3 separate regions of the Homo sapiens genome follow, and regions 1 and 2 are each linked to region 3. The links are chromatin loops, found by intact Hi-C in ENCODE. Cell type or tissue: MCF 10A. All regions are shown on one strand.

Region 1 (8,000 bases), 330 kb before region 3:
GCATTCTAATTTGTTTTATGCATGTTTTGCAAATTTGACTCCATGAAGATGCATTATCAGAATGTTGCCTTTGTGTGTAAGCATTGTGCATGTACATAAAAATGTTAAAACTTCTTCAATAAATGAATAGATGTTCTTTTGTACATCTGCATTTGTGAAAGGTAAGATTTCTCAAGATCTCAGCTCTTAGGGTAACTGTATATGTGGTGGTGACCCATTGAGGTTTTCAATTGATCTTATCAGAAGGTTATGGTTGTTCATCATGGTATTTCAGATGGCCAGAGTTATAAAGTTGGGTACACTCAACTACCAACCATAGTGATATGCATTGATCCATTTCCTTTTCTGACCTACTTCCTTGTGAATACAATTTGTCTGCTCATAACTGTTTTGTCCATGTGACTGTCACTAGTATGCCTGAGTGCCTATGTTTGCAAAAATATATACATTATTATGGCTTATTTTATTATGTAAAGTGGCCTATGAAGCCTTCTGTTGCATTTTTATGCTTCTCAAGTAAATCCCCTTTTTAAAGTATAAATAAAAATCTTTTAAAAAATTAAATTTTTTTTTCAGAATTATATTTTTGAGATTCTGATCTTTTGGGATTCCAACATTCAGGTTTATAGCATTTGGGATTGTGTCTTTTGGGATTATGATCAGCTTCCATTAAAGGATTTGCTTGGGGTCAGAGCAGCTAGATGGCAGAGCATCCAAGCTCAAGTCTATCTATGAGCTTTTGAAAATACCACTTTTTGGTTGGTGTTATGGGTCACGCCAGTAATTCTAGCACTTTGGGAGGCCAAGGTGGGCTGATCGCTTGAGCTCAGGAGTTTGAGAACAGCCTGGGTAACATGGAGAAACGCTGTCTCTATAAATAATATTAAAAAATTAGCCAGGCAAGGTAGCACACAGTAGTCCTAGCCACTTGGGTGGCTGAGGTGTGAGGATCGCTTGAGCCCAGGACATAGAGGCTGTAGGGAGCCAAGATCGCGCCACTGCACTCCAGCCTGGGTGACAAAGTGAGACCCCGTCCCCCCCCCCCAAAAAAGGAAATATTACTTTTTAAAAAACTTATTCTAATACATTTGAATGTACCTGATATGAAATATTGAGAAGGATAGTGGAATTCAGTATCATATAATTTATGAGTTAATGTATAAGATTCAAAAGAGAAGAAAAAGCAAAAGACAGGTTCTAGAGACAAAAAGGTTTGGAAAATTGATGAACTGTTTGAGGGGATGGTCCCTAAGATGATGCAGAGGGCCTTGGGAGGTGGGGAATGAAAAATTAGCTCAGCTATCACTCTGATGGTCTATCATTCATAGTTTTTGAGTTGATTTTCCAGTAGTGGAGGTAAGTTTCTGTGAACACATCTATCATATTTAAAAATTTTTTCACTTAGGACCAAAAGTACATATTTACAAGATGGCTGCCCATATCCATGTAGCAGAATGATGGCCCACCGTATATAGCTCATCTCCAAATGGCCAGAGTCCAATTTCAGCCTTGGGAAAATAAAAACCTCCAGGACAACTACCTTAGATACAGGGAGGGATCTTTTGGAATCACTTCTTCAGATACTTGCCCACCATTGGTTAATTGGTTAGTCTGGGATAGAGGCAGGTGGGAGTGCTCCATTTTGGGCTAGCTACATGAATGGCAGGCTGAGGTGTCAGTAGCCTAGTGGTAGAGTACGGCAGGGGCAGCCAGCATGTCCTGGTAGCTGACCCTTGTGGAAACTGGCACAGCTGGCAGTTTTCAGAACACAAGATTGCCCTCCCCTGCCAGGTCCTTGCAGAAAAGTGATTGGGTCTTCTGAGGAATACTCAAGCTGGAAGTCAGGAACGTGTCCTCTAATTCAGCTATTTCCAATGTGTAGCACAGGGTCATGCATACGGTGGACACTCAATGATGATGCATATAGCCAGGCAGCCACAGATATAAGAGCAAGCCCCAGCAAGAACAGTAGAGTCCAGCTCAGAGTGAAATGAGTTACTATATATCATCATTCTAAGATGCATTTTCTCCCCAAATTTTCACTTTTTTTTTTTTTTTTTTTTTTGAGATGGAGTCTCTCTCTGCCACCTAGGCTGGAATGCAGTGGCACAATCTCAGCCCACTGCAGCCTCTGCCTCCTGAGTTCAAGTGATTCTGCTGCCTCAGCCTCTGGAGTAGCTGGGATTACAGTCACACACCACCACACCTGGCTAATTTTTGTATTTTTAGTAGAGATGGGGTTTTATCATGTTGGGCAGGCTGGACTCGAACTCCTGACTTCAAGTGATCCACCCGCCTTGGCCTCCCAGAGTACAGAGATTATAGATGTGAATTACCACGCCTGGCCCATTTTCACATTTCTAAAATCAGGATGCATCTTAACATTGGTCTCTTTGTTTCAACAATTTGTATTGTCGGAGCTATAATGGATTCAACTGCAGTTGAAGAATGTCTTTACAAAGATTATGCTCTGATTCCATATTGAAAAAATGTTATTTTATGCATAGAAAGTAATGGAAATAGAGAATCAATGTGTAGTAACAAAGGCATTTGCCATTGGAAGAATATCCATAATTCCATATTTTCTTACAAATTAACATCAAAGTGCTTTTTGGGGCATAAGAAAAAAAGTAAACAATAAGTAGATGATCCTGTGATATTTGGTTACTGAGATACATGCAAAGGATTGCCTAACACAGGCTGTATTAGTTTCCTGTGGCTGCCTTAATAAATTTCCACAAACTTGGTGCCTTCAGCTGACAATAATTTACTCTTCTCTTAGTTCTGGAGGCTGGAAGTTCAATGACAGTTTTGTTGGGTTGAAATCAAGGTGTAGGCGGAGCCATGTTCCCTTGGAGGCTTTAGGGGACAATCTCTTCCTTGCCTCTTCTGGTTTCTGGTGGCTGCTACTCTTCCTTTGTTTGTGGCTGCATCATTTAAATCTCTACTTCTGTCTTCACATCACCATTTTCTCTTCTGTGCATCAAATCCCCCTCTCCCTTTCTCTTATAAGGACACTTGTGATGGCATTTAGGGCCTACCCAAACAACCAAGGATAATCTCTCCATCTCAAAATCGTTAATCATATCTGCAAAGACCCTTCTTCCAATTAAGGTAATATTTACGGTTTCCAGGAATTAGAATCTGATTTCTTTGAGGCCACCATTTAGCCCACTACACAGGCCAAACAATGCAACTAGGGTTAGGGAAACCTCCAAATTTGTAAGAATAAGTAAAAGAAAGCTTGGTGTGACTAATTTATGTTGCTATTTTCATTATGCTCCCTGCCAAAAATATCAAGAAAGAGTCAATATTAAAACTATAGAATGGGTATCAGTTGCTTGGAAGAAAATTACAGAGATAACAGAGAACTCTTCTAAGAAATGTTCTTAATAAACCAGAAGATAAAATTGGGTGGTAAATCACTAGATATTGACCTTTCAAAGTGGAAAATTATTCAGAAGGGCCAAAGAATTTTTTTAAAAAAACTTTTGTGTGGTAGATTAATTATAAAAATAGTTCTAAATTTCCACACGTACACAGTCTACATGTTCTAAGCAAAGTGCATTTGTAGTTTCTCCCATTGAGAGGTAAAATTTATTTCCCTATCTCTTGAATCTGGGATGCCCTTGTGACTGGCTTTAGCCAATAGAACACAGCAGAAGTGGCACTATACCTGTTGTAAACCTAGGTCCAACAGGCCTTATGACTTTCTGTTCCCTCCCTAGTTGCTACAAGAACAAACTAGCCTATGGGATGATTAGAGATGCATGGTTTAGCTGGACCCAGTGGCTCACACCTGTAATCCCAGCACTTTGGGAGGCCAAGCTAGGTGAGTTGCTTGAGGTCGGGAGTTCGAGACCAGCCTGGGCAACATGGTGAAACCCTGTCTCTACTAAAAAAGAAAAAAAGCTGGGTGTGGTGGTATGCACCTGTAGTCCCAGCTACTTGGGAGGCTGAGGTGGGAGGATTGCTTGAGCACAGGAGGTGGAGGTTGCAGTGGGCCAAGATTGTGTCACTACACTCCAGCCTGGGTGACAGAGGCAGACCCTGTCTAAAAAAAAAAAAAAAAAAAATGCATGGTTTGGTTTTCCTCATACCCTAGCCAATAACTGGCCAGCCACCAGGCATGTGAGTGAGGCTGTTCTTGACCAGCTAGCTCCTAGCCAAATAGACAGCCAGCCAAAAATGTATGGGCAAGCCCCAGCAAGAACAGTAGAGCTCAGCTCAGATCAGCAGAGCCTCTTAACTAACTCAGATTCCTGAGTAACAACTAAAGCTTATTGCTTTTAAGCCACTGGGTTTCAGGATGGTTTCTTTTATGACAAAAACTGTTACATAATAAAAAGTCACAAGACTTTCATGACTGGGATTGACTAAATGATTCAGAATGAATTAGGCTCTGAATATAAAATAATTTTTGGAATATTTTAACTAGTTTATTTTGCTTATAATTTCCTTTTATGTATCCTTAATGGCAATATAGGATTAAAATAAAGTTATAAATAAGTCTAAAAGAGATCCTTAAGTAAGTATAAAATACAAATTCTAATTTTAAAAAGGCTTAATGTCATGCTTTTATTGGAAGTATTTCTTTCCTTTGTATGGCTACAGTTTTTAAAATTTCTTTTATTCTGGGACCCTCCTACATTCAAGGTAGTTTCAACAAAATAAAAGAATTCTATACTCAGCTTTCTGCCACTTTTTCACTATATAGCTCTTGGCAATTTATTTTCCATCTCTGAGTTTCAGTTGCCCTATAAAAAAAAGTGAGGATAATAATACCTCTGGGTCAGGGTTGTTTTGAAGATGAAATATGATAGCCTCTATAAATGTGCTTCATGAATGCAAATGGATGAAAAAAATTAAGAAATCTTAGTCTGTGCTGTTATTTCTTAAATGTGCCTTACAATAACATTTTACTGGCTAAAAAGTGCTAGTGATTTCCTCAATAAGATTGTTCTAGTCCATAAAGTAGATCATTTAGGTTATATGAATTTGTTTTGTTGTTATCTCTGCTCCTTCCCCACATCATAGACACAATAAGACCTGAGAACATGACCTTTTTCCAAAAACATGTTGCTCCCCATTGGAGTAGCAGAATAAACCCAGGTGGTCCATATGTAGACACCCCAGGCCTTATGGCATTGTATTATGTTTGTAGCAAACCGATTTGGGATTCTTGTTGCATTCAAAGCCTCCATTGCAAAAAGCTGCCCCAGCCAACAGCCAACCCATCTCCAGCCAACTACAGCTGATGGGATAAGAGGCATACAACTGCCTGGAGAATCTAACCACAGCCTCTAGATGAAGTCAGTAGTGGTCTCTATCTTGAAAATTCAAATTCAAAAGATATGGAGATGTAAGCTTTGGATAGTGGAGTTTGCAACTGAATTCAGTTCTTGCAGAATTGGGGCCATAGTCAGCAACTTAATAAACCAAACCTATGTGAAATCGATAGTTCAGAAGCAGTTGAAAGTGAGCCAGCACAGAAAATTAGGTTGCAGAGGACAAAATGCAGAAGACTGGCAGAGAAAACAGAGACAAGGGCCCAGAGAGCTCCAGCTCCAGAGAGGAGAGAGTTTCACTCCTAACTTTTCAGTTTCCCAGGGGATATTCCCTAATTCCTTGTTACAATTTATTTTCTGCCAGGAGATGTCAGCCAGATTCTCTGGACTATCTTTACAATACCTAATTCCCCTTTTTATTGGAGCTAGTTTGTATGGATTTTTATTACTTGTAACTATATGACCCAGTTAGTTTTAAAAAATTCTCCTGGGTTTAGAGATGTCTTAGATTGCTTTCATTCAAGGGGAATATTATTTGGTGATATAATATAAAATATAGATTTGGTCTCTGTCCCGGTTCTTGGCACAAGAGCTTCTAAGACTCTTGGAATCTCCTGAGTGATAAGAATTTTTTTTTTTTTTTTTTGCATGCTAATGAGATGGCTGGTGGCTGGAATCACTGCATGGTCCATAGACAGCTAAGGTATAGCAACTGGTTGCCTGAGGAACCAGCCTTGTGATTAGAGGGTCAGCATTTTCAGCCCCACTTCACCTCCAGGGAGGGAAAAGGGGCTGGAAATTTGAGTTCAATCCCTTATGGCCAATTGTTTAATCAATCATGACTATGTAATGGGATCTCCACAAAACCCCTAAACAACAAGGCTCAGAGTGCTTTTGGGTTGGTGAACACATCCGCTTACTGGGAGGGTGGGACACTCTGCCTCCATGGGAACAGAAGATCTCATGCTCAGGACCCTTTAAAACCTTGCTCTATATACTTCTTCATCTGGCTATTCATCTGTATCTGTTGCAATATCCTTTATAATAAGCTATTCTTTGTAATAAACTAGTAACTGTAAATAATAAACTAGTTCATCTGTGTCCTTTGTGATATCCTTTATAATAAACTAGTAACTGTAAATAAGTGTTTGTGAGCTGTTATAGCAAATTAGCAAGGAGTTAGCATCAGAATTGAATTGTAGGACACCCAGTTGGTGTCCATAGAGAATTGGAGAATCCATTTGTATGTGGGAAAACTCCACACATTTGGTGTCAGAAGTGTTGTGACTGTACAGAAAGGGAGAGTTTTTCTTTTAGGGAGGAAAAGTATGATTGTTAAGAAAAAAAAAAAAGACTAGGTGCAGTGGCTCAAACCTGTAATCCCAGCACTTTGGGAGGCCGAGCGGGTGGATCACCTGAGGTCAGGAGTTCGAGACCAGCCTGGCCAACATGGTGAAACCGCGTTTCTACTAAAAATACAAAAATGAGCTGGGCATGGTAGTGGATGCCTATAATCCCAGCTACTTGGGAGACTGAGGCAGAAGAATCGCTTGAACCCAATATTAACTAGTGTCTATTATGTTCCAGGCATTGTCCAATTACACATTATCTCACAAAAGTAGTCATTATTATACTCATTTTAAAGAGATGGAAGAACCAAGGTCCTGAAAGGTCTAGTATCTTGTCCAAGAACTCAGTCAAAAGCTCTTTCCACTATACCAGTGTCTCACCTACATCTGTGAAAAGCAATACATTACTTCCTCATCACCAACTGGATTAATTTTAAAATAAGGTCATGTAATCTGCTTAGTGTCTCAAATCATTTTCATTATCAAAGCACATTTTAAACTAATGATTCTAGTCTACGGGCCATGTAAATTAACATCTAGTAATATATTTTACTGGAAAAGGAGAGAGCATATTTCGTGAGTGCTGCAAACAATCCACCACCACCTGATTTCACCCAGTCCCATCATACCTACTTGCTTTATTCTTTTCTCAAATGTGCGCCCAGACTTCAAGGTAAGAGGTTCAAGTTCAAGTTCAATTTAACCACAACAGCCCATTGTCACTTTGCCCCATTACTCTCTATCTTATCTATCTTATAGCCTCAAAGAGTTAATGATTCATTCATGATTCAACATTTATTGAGGTGTCAGGCACTACACTGAGTGCTGGGTACAAAAGACCGCCTGACACTGTTTTTGAGAAGTCTGTTCTCGTCACTCTGGGGCATTCTAAAGGGATGCTCTCTCCTCCTTTTCCCACCCTTTCTCCCCGTTCGGCCCTGAGAGGGGCTCTTAAATAGTCCTTGGAGGTGGTTAATCTTTCGGTGAACTGGAAGGAGGGTGGGCCCGCGCAGCCTGCCCAGACCCAAAGATCAAAGGCGTGTTCCTCCAAACGCCTGAAGGAAGCCCGGCGGACTCTGAAGAATGCTGCTGGCAACCAGCGAGTTTCCAAGGGCAGAGCCAGCATTTGGAGCGAAGGATGCAAAGCTAAGAAAGGATGTTGGCAGGCCAGCTGCGCCCCGCTCGCACCTGGGTTCCCCGCGGTGTGGGGACGTAACCCAGAACCTGCCCTGCGCCTCATCCCTGAGCCAGCGGATCTGCAGCGGGACACGCACCCGCTGGCCCGGAGATTGCACCCGGAAAGGGACGGAAAGGAGGCTGTGCGGACTGAGGCTCAGAACTCCTTCCCCGTCTCGCCTACTTC
Region 2 (8,000 bases), 250 kb before region 3:
GGCTCCAAGACAGACACAAGCTGGGAGTCTTTGCTTTCACAGGATAATTCCTTTTAATCCAGTACATAGTAACAATTTTTGGATTTCTTCTTCACTCTCAGTTCTCCCCTCTGCAACTGTTCTGTTCTACTGCACCATACTGGCACTGTGGTTCTAGGAAATACCCTGACTCTAGGGCCCAGGTCCTGGCATTTTTTTTTTTTTTTGAGACAGTGTCTCACTCTGTCGCCCAGGCTGGAGCACAGTGGGGGACTCTCGGCTCACTTCAGCCTCCATCTCCCAGACTCAAGCTGTCCTTCCGTCTCAGCCTCTGGAGTAGCTGGGACTTCAGACGCACGCCACTGGCATGCGAGAATTTTTACTTCTCCAGGTAGGTAGGTATTACCCAGGCCCAACCCGCTGCATGTGCAGTGCCTCACTTGTCCAGTAGGGGCGCCAGCCACACTATGTTTGGTTTAAACTCTAAATTCCCTTTGGGTCTGGGGTCCAGACTGTGTAACGTTCTTTCTCTCTGCAATCACTCCTGAAACACATTTTTATTTTATTTTAAATCCTTAATTTATTTTATCTACTTATTTAAAATTCTTATAACACTATTACATTAGCTGGCAGATTGCATAGGAACAAAATAGTACCTGAGGCTCTGAGTTTTTAATTATGGAGCAAAACATTTGATTAAGATACAGATGTTCAGAATAAGGTTCCTAATTCTTTTTCTTTTTCTTTTTCTTTTTTTGAGACGGAGTCTTGCACTGTTGCCCGTGCTGGAGTGCAGTGGCGCGATCTTGGCTCACTGCAAGCTCCGCTTCCTGGGTTCACGCCATTCTCCTGCCTCAGCCTCCCCCGAGTAGCTGGCACTGTAGGCATCCGCCACCACACCGGGCTAATTTTTTGTACTTTTTTAGTAGAGACGGGGTTTCACCGTGTTAGCCAGGATGGTCTCAATCTCCTGACCTCATGATCCGCCAGCCTCGGCCTCCCAAAGTGCTGGGATTACAGGCGTGAGCCACCGCGCCTGGCCAGGTTCCTAATTCTTAAGAGCTGGAGTCATCTTTGCCTAAAAATTTGCTGTTGCCCTGACAAATTGTTTGGTCTGACTCTGCCAGCACCCTTCTATTTTTAAAAAGGGTATTTTGGCCAGGCATGGTGGCTTACAGTTGTGATCCCAGCACTTTAGGAAACTGAGGCTGGAAGATCGCTTTAGAACGGAAGTTCAAGATTAGCTTGGGCAACATAGTGAAACCCTGTCTCTACAAAAATAAAAACAATCAAACAAACAAATAAAAATGGTATTTGTGTTTAATGTGTCATGAATGAAACATTTTCCTTCTCCTTCAGTTTGCAGCTGAGAGGGAAGTCCTGACATTACAACAGCATTGTCCATTATAGAAGCAGCATCTGCAGGCCTGTTCTTCCTCTCCCACTGCCAACTCATTATGGATATATTGGGATGCATAGGTATCCAAAGCTCATTAAATACACAGTAAAAAGTTGGACAGGAGAAAAAGGGGTCAAAATTTATGCAGAACTCTCTCAGAGAAGCTAAAAGGCAAGAAGGTCAAAGTTTCCCTGTGTGTGTTTCAAATTTTTTTAAATGAAAGAAGACACTGTTTTTATGTTCTGTGTGTCCAAGTGTTAACAGAATGAGAAACACTTTTTGTTCACATTCCCTTGTAACCTTGAACTGAGAATGTTGAAGTTTTCGTCTTTCTTTTTTATTGCATCCCACAAAAAGGTTATTCCAAATGCACTTGGCAATATTCAGACAAGCTATTTCCTAATTCTCAAAATAGCTTTTGTTTTGAGTGTTTCCCAAAAGTCTTAAAATATGTTCATGTTCATGAACTGTATATATGCTTCATTACTAAACTTTTTGATTGAAAATCCTTAAAGGAAAAAATGAAACTTGAAGAGCAAAGATTTTTAAATATTGTAAATCTAGATAAGCAGAAAAGCACATTAAAATATCATCTTTTTACTAATAAATAGAAATCAGCTTAAAGTTATATACTCAGAAAAGAACCTCATCAATACTAGAAAGTTAAATTTTTGTTGTTCCTATTGTAAATCATACTAATTTATTGAGTTTTCAACCACAGAATATTTTTACTTAACATGAAATTACTCATGGAGTAGAAAACAAAGTAATATTATGAAATCATTCAAAACTGCATGTCCTTTTCGAAGCATTCCACATAGTGTGGATTTTCTTCTAAGGTAACACATTCTATTTTCTGAAATTGTAAACTCATTCATTTACTCATTCAACAAATACTCATTGAGTGTCAGCTGGCACTGTACTGGTACTGATAATATAATAGTGGAGGAATTAGACATTAATTAGAAATAATCACACAAAACTATGTAATCACAGATTGGGATCTGTATGATGAGGGAAATAAGTTGGGAGTCTTGAGAGACCTGACTGAGGCTGAAGAATTGGGAAGAACCTTGTGAAGAAGTAACCCTTGAGCTGTGATGCAAAGGATGAGTAGGAGTCAACCAGGCACACAGTGAGCCAGGACAACGTGTACCATGGTCCTGGCATGAGGAGCACAGCATCTGTGAGGACCTGAAGGAAGACTAATGTGCCCAGGGCACAGAAGGTGAGGGAGTCTGTGTCCCCTGAGTTCAGCCAGGTCTGGATCTTGTTGGATCTGAAACCGTGCTGAACATTTTGATTTTATGTTAAGCCCAAAGTAAGTTTTTAAGGTATTTTAAGAAAAAAGGGAGAAAGACCATATGAGCATTTAAAAAGAATTACTCTGGCTATATTGTGGAGGATAAATTAGAGAGGGAGATAGGTGTGGATGAGAGAAAGCCAGATGAGGAGTTGTATTAGTCCATTCTCATGCTGTTATGATGAAATACTTGAGACTTGGTAATGTATAAAGAAAAGAGGTTTTTCTTTATAACTCACAGTATAAAGACTCACAATTCCACATGGCTGGGGAGAGCTCAGGAAACTTACAATCATGGTGGAAGGCACCTCTTCAGAGGATGGCAGGAGAGAGAATGAATGCCAGCAAGCAGAGGAAATGCCAGATGCTTATGAAACCATCAGATCTTGTAATGACTCACTCACTATCACAATTACACAATGGGGGAAGCCGCCCCCATGATTCAGTTACCTCCCACTGGGTCCCTCCTATGACACCTAGGGATTATGGGGATTATAATTCAAGATGAGATTTGGGTGGGGCATAGCCAAACCATATTAGGGGCTATTAAAATGGTGCAGGGGAGAGTTGTCAATAGTAGCAGTGGAGAGTAAGTGATAAGTACAGAGGTTCAAGAGATTTTTAGAAGCTAAAATCAATAGGAAACTTTCTAGAGGTCTCACATAGTGAACCTTAGAAGTATGGGCAAAAGCCTAAGTTGATGAGGCACTCATCTTCTTCTTTGTTGAAAGGTACATGGCATTTATGTGACATCAGCAGAGGCAGCTGCTGAAGAAGGTAGACAGGTAATAGGCCATTGTATGCCAGAAGTTTCAATCAGAAACAGAACAGCCAAAGTTAAGGCAAGATAGTGGCCAAGCTAAGGCGAGCAGCAACAGCTGGGATCTCTCTTGGGAAGGCTCCTTGAATGAAGCAACTAAGTTGACATTCAATGCAGGCTGTATATGGGGTGGTTTAGATTCTCAGGCAGATCTGCTCATTTGCCAAAGTAACCCTAGAAAGCTAAACCTGCCAAGCCACCTGACTTATCTCTGTAACTGTTTGATGTGTTCTCTCTCTTTCTAGGTTGCAACACAATAGTCAGGGTTCCTCATCCCTCCCTCACTGAAGAGAATTTAATGTTCTAGAAAGATTTTGGAATAGGGAGTCAAAAGGTTGGGGGCTAAATGCTAGTCCTGAATTTTTTTAGTAGTGTAAAGTTTAGAGGTACAATTTCTCTCCTATTTAAACTATGGTTAATAAGATCTACAACCTTGCAGTGTGGTTGTGAAGATTAGGTAACAGGTACTCTGCAAATGGTAGCAACAGCAATAATAATAATAAGTAATAATTTTTTATTGTTGAAATATACTTTTCTTTCACATCTTTTTTTAAATAGTTATTTTCGAGATAACTTTTTTCACAATTATAGCTTCAGCTATATCTTTATTTGGCAAATGTTGCATACTAGTTAGGTGCCAGATACCATAGAAGGTGATGAAGATAAAGTGCAGGAGATGAATATATTCTCTGTCCTCACAGACTTTTTATTTTAAATTTTCATTTTATATGTATATTTTTTGAGACAGAGTCTTGCTCTGTTTCCCAAACTGGTGTGCAGTGGCATGATCTCGGTTCACTGCAATCCTCTAGTGCTTCATGCAGGGGCAATGGTGAGCACCTGCTAACTTATAACATTCCCACCAGCCTCCCTCACTTTCAGTCTATGCTGCCAGCCCCTGTTATATTAGCCTTCTGAAAGCATTGGTGTTATTACTTCCTGCTTAAGTTCAGTGGCTTCTCCTTATCTATCAAAGTGAACTCTGTAGCCTTGTATTCAAAGTTTACTGTAACCTAGTCTCATTTTATGTCTCCAGCTTTTTCTTCTATTATTCTTACCCATGTTTCTTAATGCAAACAATATTGGCCTTTGGGAGGGAATATTATTGGTTGAACCATAATGTCCCAGGAATTATAGAGCATTTAGCCACGCTGAGCCCATCCACTAAGTGCCAGGAGAACTCTCTGGGCATTATAAAATAATAAACATGTCCACAAATTTTGGAGAAGGGAAGAAGACTGTCCCTGGTTGAGAACTCCTATGACTACACCATTAACAAAAGACAACATGTATTTATTGAGTCTGCACCACTCTGTTATTTCCTTATTTAATCCACATAACAACTGCCTGAGCTAGGTGTTATTTTTATAAATATAGATATTTGGAGAAAAGTTTGGCTCAGGAAAGCGAGAATTACATAGCTACTGAGAGAAAGAGAGCTGGCTCAAAATGTTCACTTGTATACTTCATCCAAACTGGGCTAATATGCTCTGTTTTATATTGATTCTCTTCATTCTGCTTATTCTGCCTGATATGGTTTGGATATTTGTCCCCTCCAAATCTCATGTTAAAATGTGATCTTCAATGTTGGAGGTGGCCTAGTGGGAGGTGTTTGGGTCGTGGGGACAGATCCCTGCCACCCTTTTGGTAATGAGTGAGTTCTTGCTTTATTAGTTCACATGAGATCTGGTTGTTAAAGGAGCCTGGCACCTCCTCCTCTCTCTCTCTCTTGCTCCCTATTTTGCCATGTGACACGCCTGTTCCTTCTTCATTTTCTGCCATGAGTAAAAGCTTCCTGAGGTCTCACTAGAAGCTGAGTAGTTGTGGGTGCCATGCTTGTACAGCCTTCAGAACCGTGAGCCAAAGAAACCTCTTTTCCCTAGAAATTACTCAGTCTCAGGCATTCCTTTATAGGAAAAAAGGAGTACATTGCCCAAATACCCCTAATTTCTTTCTTTTCTTTTATTTTTTCCTCCCTCCCTCCCTCCCCTTCCCTCCCCTTCCCTCCCCTTCCCTCCCCTTCCCTCCCCTTCCCTCCCCTTCCCTCCTCTTCCCTCCCCTTCCCTCCCCTTCCCTCCTCTTCCCTCCCCTTCCCTCCCCTTCCCTCCTCTTCCCTCCCCTTCCCTCCCCTTTCCTCCCCTTCTCTCCTTCCTTCCTTCCTTCCTTTCTGTTTTGCTCTTGTCGCCCAGGCTGGAGTGCAATGGCGCAATCTCAGCTCACTGCAACCTCCGTCTCCTGGGTGCAAGTGATTCTCCTGCTTCAGCCTCCTGAGTAGCTGGGATTACAGGCATACACCACCACACCCAGCTAATTTTTGTACTTTTTAGTAGAGATGGGGTTTCGCCATCATGGCCAAGCTGGTCTCAAACTCTTGACCTTGGGTGATCCGCCCACTTCAGCCTCCTAAAGTGCTGGGATTACAGGCATGAGCCACTGCACCTGGCCACCCCTTGCCCTGTCTTCAAGCATGAGTTTCTATACCATTCCCTTTAGAAACTCTTCCCTGACCACATTAACCAGGGACCTTTAAGGAGCCCTGTGATGCTTTCTCCTGCTGCTCAGCCTTTTCCACAGCTTGCATTGAACCATCCTCTGTGCACCCTCTTCTCCTCCCATGTTGGGGTATACGCTCCTTAAGGGCAGGACTAATAATATTGAAGCCATTGGGTTGTCATGAGAAGTAAATAAGAATGTATGACATATTCAGCAAATTAATGGGAGCTAGTGGAAGTAATAATGAAAATAGTTACATATCAGGGCTTTAAAAAAATCAACGCAAATGTTTTTCAATGCTGACTTAGGCATTTTCCTGAAAGTCCAGGACTGAATTATCTCTTTACGGGTATGCCTGGGGATGGTGTCCATGAAGTGATTTTGGTTTCAATTCTCACTTTTCTCACACTATTCAGGTTGGTTCTGAACCTGGGAAAACACAGAACTATAGGGCAGGCTTTCCCTAATACTCCCTGGTAAGCTCCTCTATAAACCTGGCTATCAAAGTAAAAGAGGAGAGCTCTTATTCTGATCCTCACAGGAATTTCACTGGGTCATTGTACATCTAACTGTAACTCTAGAAGATTTTGATATGAAACCAACCACTCATCTATATATCCACTTATCCATTCTTTCTTCCTTCTAGTCATCCATCCACAGGCCATTTGGCATTTTTAAATGCCACCTACGTATCTGTATTATGCTAGGAACTAGAGCTGAAATGAGTACGAAGACATAGTTTCTGTCTTCAAGAACATTATAGTCAAGAAGGTCAGAGAGAAATGTAACACATTCGGTGAACACAGTTATCAAGTCAATTGTAGAAGCATGCGTAAAATGCAGTCTTCTGGATCTCTAGACTGCCAATAGACTTGAGGACTATTCTTAGTCTTTAAAAGAAGTGATAGAAAACAGCTTGCTTTGTCTAGTAAAGTAGGGTCATCCATTGTGTAAGTTAACTGTGAAGTTAGAGGGATCAGTGCACACAAGGCCAGCCTTATTTCTGATACCAGTTGCAAATTCAGGGGATTCCCAAAACCACTTCAGGTTTGATAACTTGTGAAAAGGGCTCACAGAACTCACTAAAAGCTGTTATGCTCACAGTTATAGTTTTTGGAAGGGAAAAGAAACAGATTAAAATCAGCCAAAGGAAGAGACACATAGGGAATGTATAGGAGTACATCAAAGAGGGAGCTTCCAGTTGTCCCCTGTGGTTGACTCAGGACAGCATTATTTCACTAGTGTCAATGAGTGACTATGCATGGAATACTGCCAGTCAGGGAGGTTTACCTGATGTCCAGAGTTTTTATTGGGGCTTCATCCTATAGGCATGACTGATTGCTCATATAGCTGATCTTAGTCTCCTGTCTCTCCAGAGGTCAATCGATACCATATGACCCAAAGTCCCCACCCTAATGACATTGTTATTATTAACTCAATCAGTAGCCTAATAAGGCTACCTGGTGTTTCCAGCCCCCACTCTAAATCAAATTGTCAGGCTATCCAATGTGATTCAAGTCTGCCAGGCAAACAAAGACACTCCTATTGAGCATGACATTCCAGGAGCTCAGAGATTCCTTCCAAGTAGCCATGGACAAGGCCAGACCTCTCTTTGGGCAAGGCTAAATTCTTTACCACAAATTCATCTGTAGTATTTTCAATTTAAAAATTCTCACAGTTTATAGTAAGTGAATTTTTATTGTCTGCTCATAGTCATCTACCTAAATGAATTTTGGAAGTTCTGCTCAAGGGTTGAGGATGAAGTGATGAAGATGAGTAGATGAGTTTAGGGGATTATCAGATACATTATTTGGGATTTTAGTTACAAATAATAAAATCTCGGCAGCTCTGGTTTGAGAAAAAAAGTGGGATTTATTAGGAGGATAAGTTCATGGAATTCATATATGTGCTTCTTTCTTCCTGTAGTCCAGAAAGAGGAACTTGGTCACTCCATGGTTCAGGATATATATGATTTAGGTCGAGTAAAGGAGACACTGATTATTTCT
Region 3 (8,000 bases):
CTCAGGTGATCCACCCGCCTTGGCTTCCCAAAGTGCTGGGATTACAGGCGTGAGCCACTGCGCCCAGCCCAGAATTGTATTTCTTCACAAATATTTAGTAGAATCTATTGGTGTAACCATGTAGGCCAGGAGTTTCTTTTTCAGATAGTTTTAAACTATAACTTCAATTTCTTCTATAGTCATAGGACAAGTTATGTCATGTGGGTTGTTTTTAGTGGTTCTTAAGGAGTTGAGTCTCCTCCTTTAAGTTCCTTCTCCAGTCTGCTCAGGTCTCCTTGTCAGCTCTGCGGGTTCTTCTCCTCTCAAATCACAACTTCCCATATCCTTAGTAACCTCCTGCCTCAGCTTTTTATTGTAGGAAAAAAGAAGTAGCTAAACAAATACAACATAAACAGAAAACATAGAAAACAAAACTTTCATTATCCCTTCAATTAAAATTCCTCTCTCTCATTCTGAAACGCTGAAGATAGGGGTTGTGTGATCCCACTGCACCCTCCACCTTGCACACATCTTCCTTCTAACTTCAGATGTTCTGTTTCTGCTCAGGAATTGCAGAAAAATGGCTTTTCCCGTGTTGTCTAGGTTCAGGCAATGTCACAGTGTGTGATGTGTGTGGCTCACCCTGTGAGCATGATATTTTACCATTCTCATGGTGTAAGGGCTTACTTTATCAGTCTTCTCTAAGTGTTTTAAACACAATAAACCAACTATGTCTTCACATCCCTTCGGGAAAGTCAATCTTTCTTACTCATAAGGAGAAGGAACAGAAGAAAGATTTTTCAAGATAAAAATCTTATTAAGGCAACCCTCTTAGTAGAAACAAAAAAAAAAAAACCCAACAAGATGAATCAAGGAGCCATTCATTACAATAATAGAATCTTTCATTTACGAAGCATTTTACAGGTTTCAAAGTACTTTTACATTATTAGTTTAGCATTTCCAAACTCATTTGGCCCCAGGAAACTAATAATATCAAATAAGGGAATAATAGAAAGATATGATATATAAAGTATGTTTAGATTAATGTAAGTAGCAAAAAATTATCTCACAGATTAAATGGTTTCCAAAAAACAATCAAAATTAAATTTTTCATAAACTATACAGAATTCTTATGAAACTTAATTCAGGAAACACATTAGATATTTACAATTGTGTGAGATAGCCACAGTAAGTTTTATGATGTCCACTATAGAAAAGACGTTATTTTTCTCAGTTACTAATACTTTCAAATGATTATATAAAACTGTTGTGACAAAAAGTAATGGAGAACATGATATAAAATATTGAATTCATCAAATTCTTCTAATGTTCCTTTCCAGACTTTTTCTATACATGTTATTTTTTACATGCATGACACATTATCAATTCCTATTTTTCATTCAGCAAATACTATGTCAGAAACATTTTTCTAATTGCTTTGTTCATAATTCTCATTTTATTGGTTATATAGTTTTACAGGATATTGATAAGCTAAAATTTAATTGTTGCCTTTCCAACTGTTAGGCATTTAAATTATGTTCAGAGAATATCAGAGAATAGTCACCTGCATACAACTATTTCCTTTCAATTTAAAATAATACCGAACAGCAAGCAATATGAGCACGGGGATGGTGTGTCACTTTACGCTGGTCATTGCATTTCCAGTCCCTAAATCGGTGAATTGGAGGTGCTCAGTTATTACTTCTGGATTTTCCGAATGAATGGAATCCTATATTTTGAACTATGCTGCAAAATTGTTTTACAAAATGACTTGCTTTAATATTTATTAAAACTAGCAATGTATGAATATACTAGTTTCATCATGTGCTCATTAAAACTATATATTTTATTGATTTAAAAATACTTCATTATTTTTATATTTTTCTTATATAGATTGTAATTTGCATTTCTTTGGTAATGAAGTTGAATATATTTTCATGGATGTTGTCTAATAATATTTGCTCTATTTCTAATTGTTGGTTCAGATGAGGGAAATAAGATTCTGGGATGTTGGATGATAATCAAGAAATATGCACTTAAATGAAATTAGTCAAGCATCAAATCTCTTTCTGATACATTAAAATATGATCTCTACCATGACACCTCAAGCATAGTTAATTTTTTAAGCAAGTGTTTTGATTAATTTAGCTCACAATGTGTATATATGCGAGACTCTCAAGTTAAAATATTTATGGCTTGTCCTCTGTAGAAATTATAAATACATTATTCTTAAATCCCAGATTTTCATAGATTTAATTTAGTTGAATTGTCAGTGATTTTGCTCATGTTAGTAATAACCAGTAATTGCTGACTATTTTAATTCAATAAATTATTTTCTAAAATTTTAAAATGTTTTAAAATTACTTAAAATGTTTTGAGACTTAAGAGGTTTTTATTTATAGGTTAGAATCCCTCCCACTACTTATATATTTTGAGTCAGTTGTATTTTGCAAGTCACAGAGTAATTTCTGAATATTAAATATATCTTCACAGAAAACACAAACAACTTTGGGTGCTGGGGAAGAAGAATTAGCTTCTTTTAGAAGGATTTTATGGACATTGGGGCTAATAACTTTCTGCAAGTAGGTTTAAAGAGGGCTAGAATTGCAAAAATGTATGGCAAATAACGCTTTAACGTCTACCCTAAAGTTAGTTTACTTCATCATTGCTGAGATATTGAGGAAAAATTATAGTTTCATTAATAAGTTGGATGTTGCTTCTAAGTGCTTAATTTCTAGTACTTTTTGACAAATGTATTTTATGTGAAGCATATTTAAATCTGGTGTACTAGAGTTAGGGCAATAAGGCCAGGTTTAGCTAGAGGGAGCGCTGAGATTGTCTCATCGAGGGGAGCTGGTTTTAAACACCTTCCTCAGGATGATGCATGCTCCGTGGCCCTCATATGACACACCCTGCTGGGGTGACTACAAAGAGCTGAGTCACCAAAGCTCCGATCCTCACTTCTCAGTGAAACTCCTGTCAGTTGCAGTCAGGAATGATGGAATACTATCTGTAATGTTAATATTTGAGACACTGATCATAGGTTTTCGAGGGGGTCATAATTTGTACAAATATACACATGCATACACACGTATGTATACTTGTTTTCATATGGCAATATACGTGTCTCCTGTTATTCTTTTCCTGAGAACTAATGTTTTTTCTAGATGTTTGTGACAACATCACACGTATCAAGTAGGTAGTGCCGAAAAGGAGCCTGTTCCCAGCCAGGAACCGGCCACAGTAACAAAGCGGGCTGCCGTTTTCGAAAGCTTTAAGCACCTAATCTCCAGAGTGTTGTGATTGTACTCCCCCTCTTGTTTAGGCTTGGAATCATCAGTATTCATGCAGTTCGCAGAAATTCTGTGTAAAATACAATATTAATATTAAAGTATAATACATTATACCACGGCTTCTCTACAAGGCATGCTGCTTCTACTTTATTTCGTGGAATAGTTCTTAGGTTAATTTGTCAGTTGAGATTTGAGACTCTGAAAAAGAAAGATGGGGTTTTAGAGAGAATCCGAACAGTTAAAATACATCGTCCTCTGGTGTCCTTCTGAGGTATTGCCAGTGGGAAGACTTTCAGAAACCTGAATAATGAAGGGAAGGAGGAAAGAAAAGGATTGATGGCGTTTTTTCCTTTAACTGAATAAATTTTAACAATAATTAGCTTATTTCTAGGGAAGGACCTGGTGAGGGGTTCTTATGAGGAATAAAGAAACGTCTTTATTCTTATCTCACTCCTTAGGTTTTTGTTGTTGTTTTGAGACGGAGTTTCGCTCTGTTGCCCAAGCTGGAGTGCCATGCGCGATCTCGGCTCACAGTAACCTCCGCTTCCCAGGTTTAAGCGATTCTCCTGCCTCAGTCTTCCCAGTAGCTGGGATTACAGGCGTGTGCCACCACGCCCAGCTAAATTTTTTTTTTTTTTTTTTTTTTGTATTTTTAGTAGAGACAGGGTTTCACCATGTTGGCCAGACTAATCTCGAACTCCTGGCCTCATGTGATCCGCATGCCTCTGTCTCCCAATGTGCTGGGATTACAGGTGTGAGCCACCGCTCCCAGCGTAGATTTTGTTGTTATGGTTCGTGTTACTGTTGTTTTTCCTCAGCCTTGAGCCAGTTATTTTCTGCTCAAAACGTTCGACCCTATATCTTTTGGCCTCAGAGAGCAGTAAGTGCAATCAGGGTGTAATCGAACAGATATCTGTGGTGCTCCTTCTATGTGTCATGTACTGTGTTAGGTACTAAAAGAAAGATGGAGGGGATACTTGGAATTTTCTCACTTGCTCTCAAGTCTTTTCTGACTATCCAGGTTTTGCTGATTATTTAATCAAACTTGTTTTTTTCACAGACAACACGAACCTGCAAGTAATCATCCGACCAACTTCCTCTACTGCTTGGGAATTGCAGGCAAGTTCAAATTCTTCCCCCAAATTTCTCAGACTCCTCGGAGTTGTCTCAAATCTACTTGAGAATCGTTCTGTATTTCCACGTAGCCCATCTCCAGAAGCTACTGAAACACATGCATCAAAAGTCACTGCAAGTGGGAAAAGGGTCCCTGAATTCCTTCTGCGCCCCGCGCTGCTACATAAAGGGTCGTGTTGAGCCCTCGGTGGCAGAGATTTCAATCTGTTGTTTTAAAACTTATTTTATTTTCTATTTGCTTAGAGACTTATAGATGAGTCAACTTTCCTCTGCAGAAACTGAATCCTTGGTAGGATGAGGCATTCACTTAAATGAGGATCAGAAACTGGAAGAGGGGGTGGGAAAAGTCTGGAATGTTGGGTACTGTTCAGAAAACGCTGGTTGGGGAGAATGAAGAATTATGTGAAGCAGAGAGCAAGGAAGCATCATGAGGGCTCTGGACATTGCAACAGGAATGAGAGGATGCAAAATGCAGGGAGAGTGGTCAGTGCTGGAAAAGGTGTAACTATGCCAAGTGTAAGCTCTGGGTGTGGCAGTGTCATGGGGTGGCATCTCCCTCCCTCTACCCCAAGGGTTAAGTGGCCAGCAGTATCCCCAGGCCTGGGCCTGGTATTAGGGCATAGTTGTAATGGACAAAGTAATAACCAGAGGCAGTGCCCTATGCAGCCTATTATTTAGCATTAAAGGATCCAGGACTCAGTTATTAAATCCAAATAGAGAAAACCAAAAGGGACTGGGATCTGAAGCAAAGTGAATCAGAGACTGAAAGAGCAGCTGCCCTAATAAATGCAAGTATGGAAGAAATTCACAGAGCCAAGTTTCCACACCCACCGTGTTTTATGTTTGTTTGTTTGTTGTTTGGTTTGGCATGCTCATGGCCTATGCCACTGTATAGGAAACTGACATCCTGCAAATGAAAATCATATCCCCAATTCAAGTTGGTTCAGAGCCCAAAGATCCCCAGAACACTGGGTTGAATGATGCAGTAAAGTATTTTGAAAATTAGTCTGCTTTTCTCCACCTGCACATCCTCTCCCTCTTTGTAGCTTGGAGACCCATACACAATTCCAGAATCCTACAATTATTATTTTAATTAATTTGAGATGAACTAGTTCACAATACATTCTCATTATGTTCTCTGAAATCACTTCTGTTTATGTCTCTACTATAGCCCTTGTTGGAGTTTTGTTAGTTGTTTTTGTATCTACTGTTTTCATTTGTTATTAGAGCCCCTTAAAAGCAGAGACCATGTCTTCTTATTTATTTTTGTATTATTAGTACTTAGCACAGGATGTGCCTGTGGTGTTTTTTAAAGGTGATTTATCAATATTTTGCTGAGTAAATGGATGAATTGATGAGTGATTGAGGTACATTGTAATAAATGAATTGTAGATAAACTGAGACCAGGTCAATTCATTTATATTCACTTACATGGCTAGCCTTTAAGTTTCTGTTTGAGATGGGCTGTCAGGAGCTTAAACAAATTAAAAATAAGAAGAAACAATACCCCAATTAGGAAAATGTTCCATAGTGTTTAGTTTAGTATACAAAATGGAATTAAAAAGAGGCACCCTGGAATATTATAACATGTAACTCAAGCTATAAGTTCATTTTGTCCATAAGTCTCAGGTGTGCTATATTTTGGAGGAAAATCTAGGTTTGGTGGTCAGCAGTGAGAATGATGACTGATTTCTGATGGTGGGTTATCTAGGTGGGTGAAGTAGAAAATCATAGATGCCACTTCATGGCTTTTTGGGAGAGCCATTTTTATCATTTTTATTTTAAAAATGATAATTACTCTAAAACTTTTAGACCTCAAGATATATTTCTGATTAGGCACAAGTAACAATTGTAATATAGTAAAACTCAAATTAAATACCTGTAGTTTTGTCTTTGCTTCTTTCTTCTCCCCTCCATCCCCCAGCAGAATTGAATATTTTTAGATTGTTTATCTGAGTGCTGGTGTCTGATCTTGGTAAACTTGTTGACTGTGCTTACTCTGTGGGTACAATTATTTGAACAGAATCAATTCTAGTTTTCTAAATGGGCAGTTTTACTTCCAAAAATTATAAACCCTTTGCCTACTGGGATTTGTTACAATTATCTAAGTTGGTTTACTTCTTACAAAAATTATAATCCTGTGTTTCTGAGACCAATATTTTATTAATACCTGAGGAATAAGATATATTCTCATTCAGCCCTTTCCTAGTGATGATTCTTATCCTTCCTAATCTTCTTTGGGGAGTATGAAAGGAATCACCCAAGGTTGTTCCTTTTATTGCTGTTTTGAAATGTTTAGCTCTGTGCCCAGAAATTGACTATGCACAAGGTATAGGAGTAGAATATACACTCTTGATAACCTGGCTCCTTGGTCATGTGAACTGTATCTTGATATTAATACAGGAGCTACCAACAGGTTAAAAGGTACCTTAAAAATTGAGATAACCCTTTTGAGAAAAAAATATTGAACAGTTTTTCCCACTTCTTTTTCTTAAAACATTATTTGCTATGTTTTTAAAAGTTACCTAATTCAATAGTCACCAAGATTTCAGTATAATGACCCAGTTTCAAGTTTTCTAATATCAAAGAACAATTATAAACATTCATAAGGTAGAGTAAATAGTACCATATAACCTTGATATAACCATTACTCAGATTCAAAAACTATCAATAGTTTATATTTGCTTGCCTATCACTTTTTCCTTTTTTTTTTGCTGAAATATTTGAAAGCAAATCTTATATTATTTCACCTCTACATAACAATGTTTTAACATAACCACAATGACATCATAACACTTAACAAAATTAAAAATTGTTCTTGGTCCCATATAATATTCAATTAATAACTGATTTCCCGGATTGTATCAAAATATGGTTTTTACTGTTTTTTGTAGAGGTTGCACACATCCAGTGTTGAAAACATAGCCGAATTCCCACATAATACACATTGATTAGGAACATGAAGATATATTACCTATGTGAACTTGGTAAAACTTTTAAATATAATTGTGTTTTGCTATTCTCCATATCATCAACATATATTTAGAAAACAATAGTGCATATGTGTGGTATTTTTCAGATTACACACAGTGTTAGATGACCATATGTATTTGTAGTATTTGTAATAATTTTGCCACCCCTCTTTAGGCTGTGAGTCTTTGATCTAGACTAGGTATGTTAAATGGTTAGAGAAAATGCTAATTTAGATAAAGATTTGTATTTATTTTGGGATTTGTTATGTTGTTACTGTATTTTGTTACTGGTTTCATTAAGAATTATAAACTATCCTCTCTTGGTGGAATTTTAGTTATAAGCCTGGATTATTATTCTAGTGATTTTCTAAGGCTTAATGCTATGGAATACTTAATGCATGAGATAATTTTGGATCTTTTGGCATACTAAAATCTGAGAGCTTCTTTATACTTGACTTTGCACTATTCCATTTTTATAATACTTGTTAGTTACTCATATATTCCTAAATTGTGAATTTTACATTATTCAAAAGTTATTTTTATAATTAAAATGATGCTTTATGAATTAAATTCTAAAAATTATAATCTTAAGGAACTGAAACTTACTCATTGTAGAACACTT

The links. A loop is a pair of places that touch in the nucleus more often than their neighbours do. Peaks named below come from ENCODE experiments on the same cell type or tissue, not always from the same donor. Only the 100,000 strongest peaks of a DNase experiment are listed, where the experiment ranks them.
Region 1: it touches region 3 in a loop (5-fold over the local background); 2 of 110 quality-filtered maps call a loop at or near these places.
Region 2: it touches region 3 in a loop (11-fold over the local background); 4 of 110 quality-filtered maps call a loop at or near these places.

What each region holds. Positions count from the first base shown.
Region 1 is chr6:133,895,954-133,903,953 of GRCh38, reverse strand. No RefSeq gene overlaps it. Among named protein-coding and RNA genes, the nearest start is that of TCF21, 11 kb to the right of the region's middle. In MCF 10A, no CTCF peak of the experiment used is centred here; a DNase peak (open chromatin) is centred at 4,183.
Region 2 is chr6:133,810,068-133,818,067 of GRCh38, reverse strand. The region is part of intron 2 of TARID (TCF21 antisense RNA inducing promoter demethylation); the gene reads left to right. Among named protein-coding and RNA genes, the nearest start is that of LINC01312, 7.1 kb to the left of the region's middle. In MCF 10A, a CTCF peak has its summit at 398; a DNase peak (open chromatin) is centred at 3,077.
Region 3 is chr6:133,564,581-133,572,580 of GRCh38, reverse strand. TARID (TCF21 antisense RNA inducing promoter demethylation) reads left to right here. Exons shown (of 9, transcript NR_109982.1): 5 at 4,333-4,391. Among named protein-coding and RNA genes, the nearest start is that of EYA4-AS2, 110 kb to the right of the region's middle. In MCF 10A, CTCF peaks have their summits at 3,323 and 3,530; DNase peaks (open chromatin) are centred at 2,880, 3,240 and 3,510.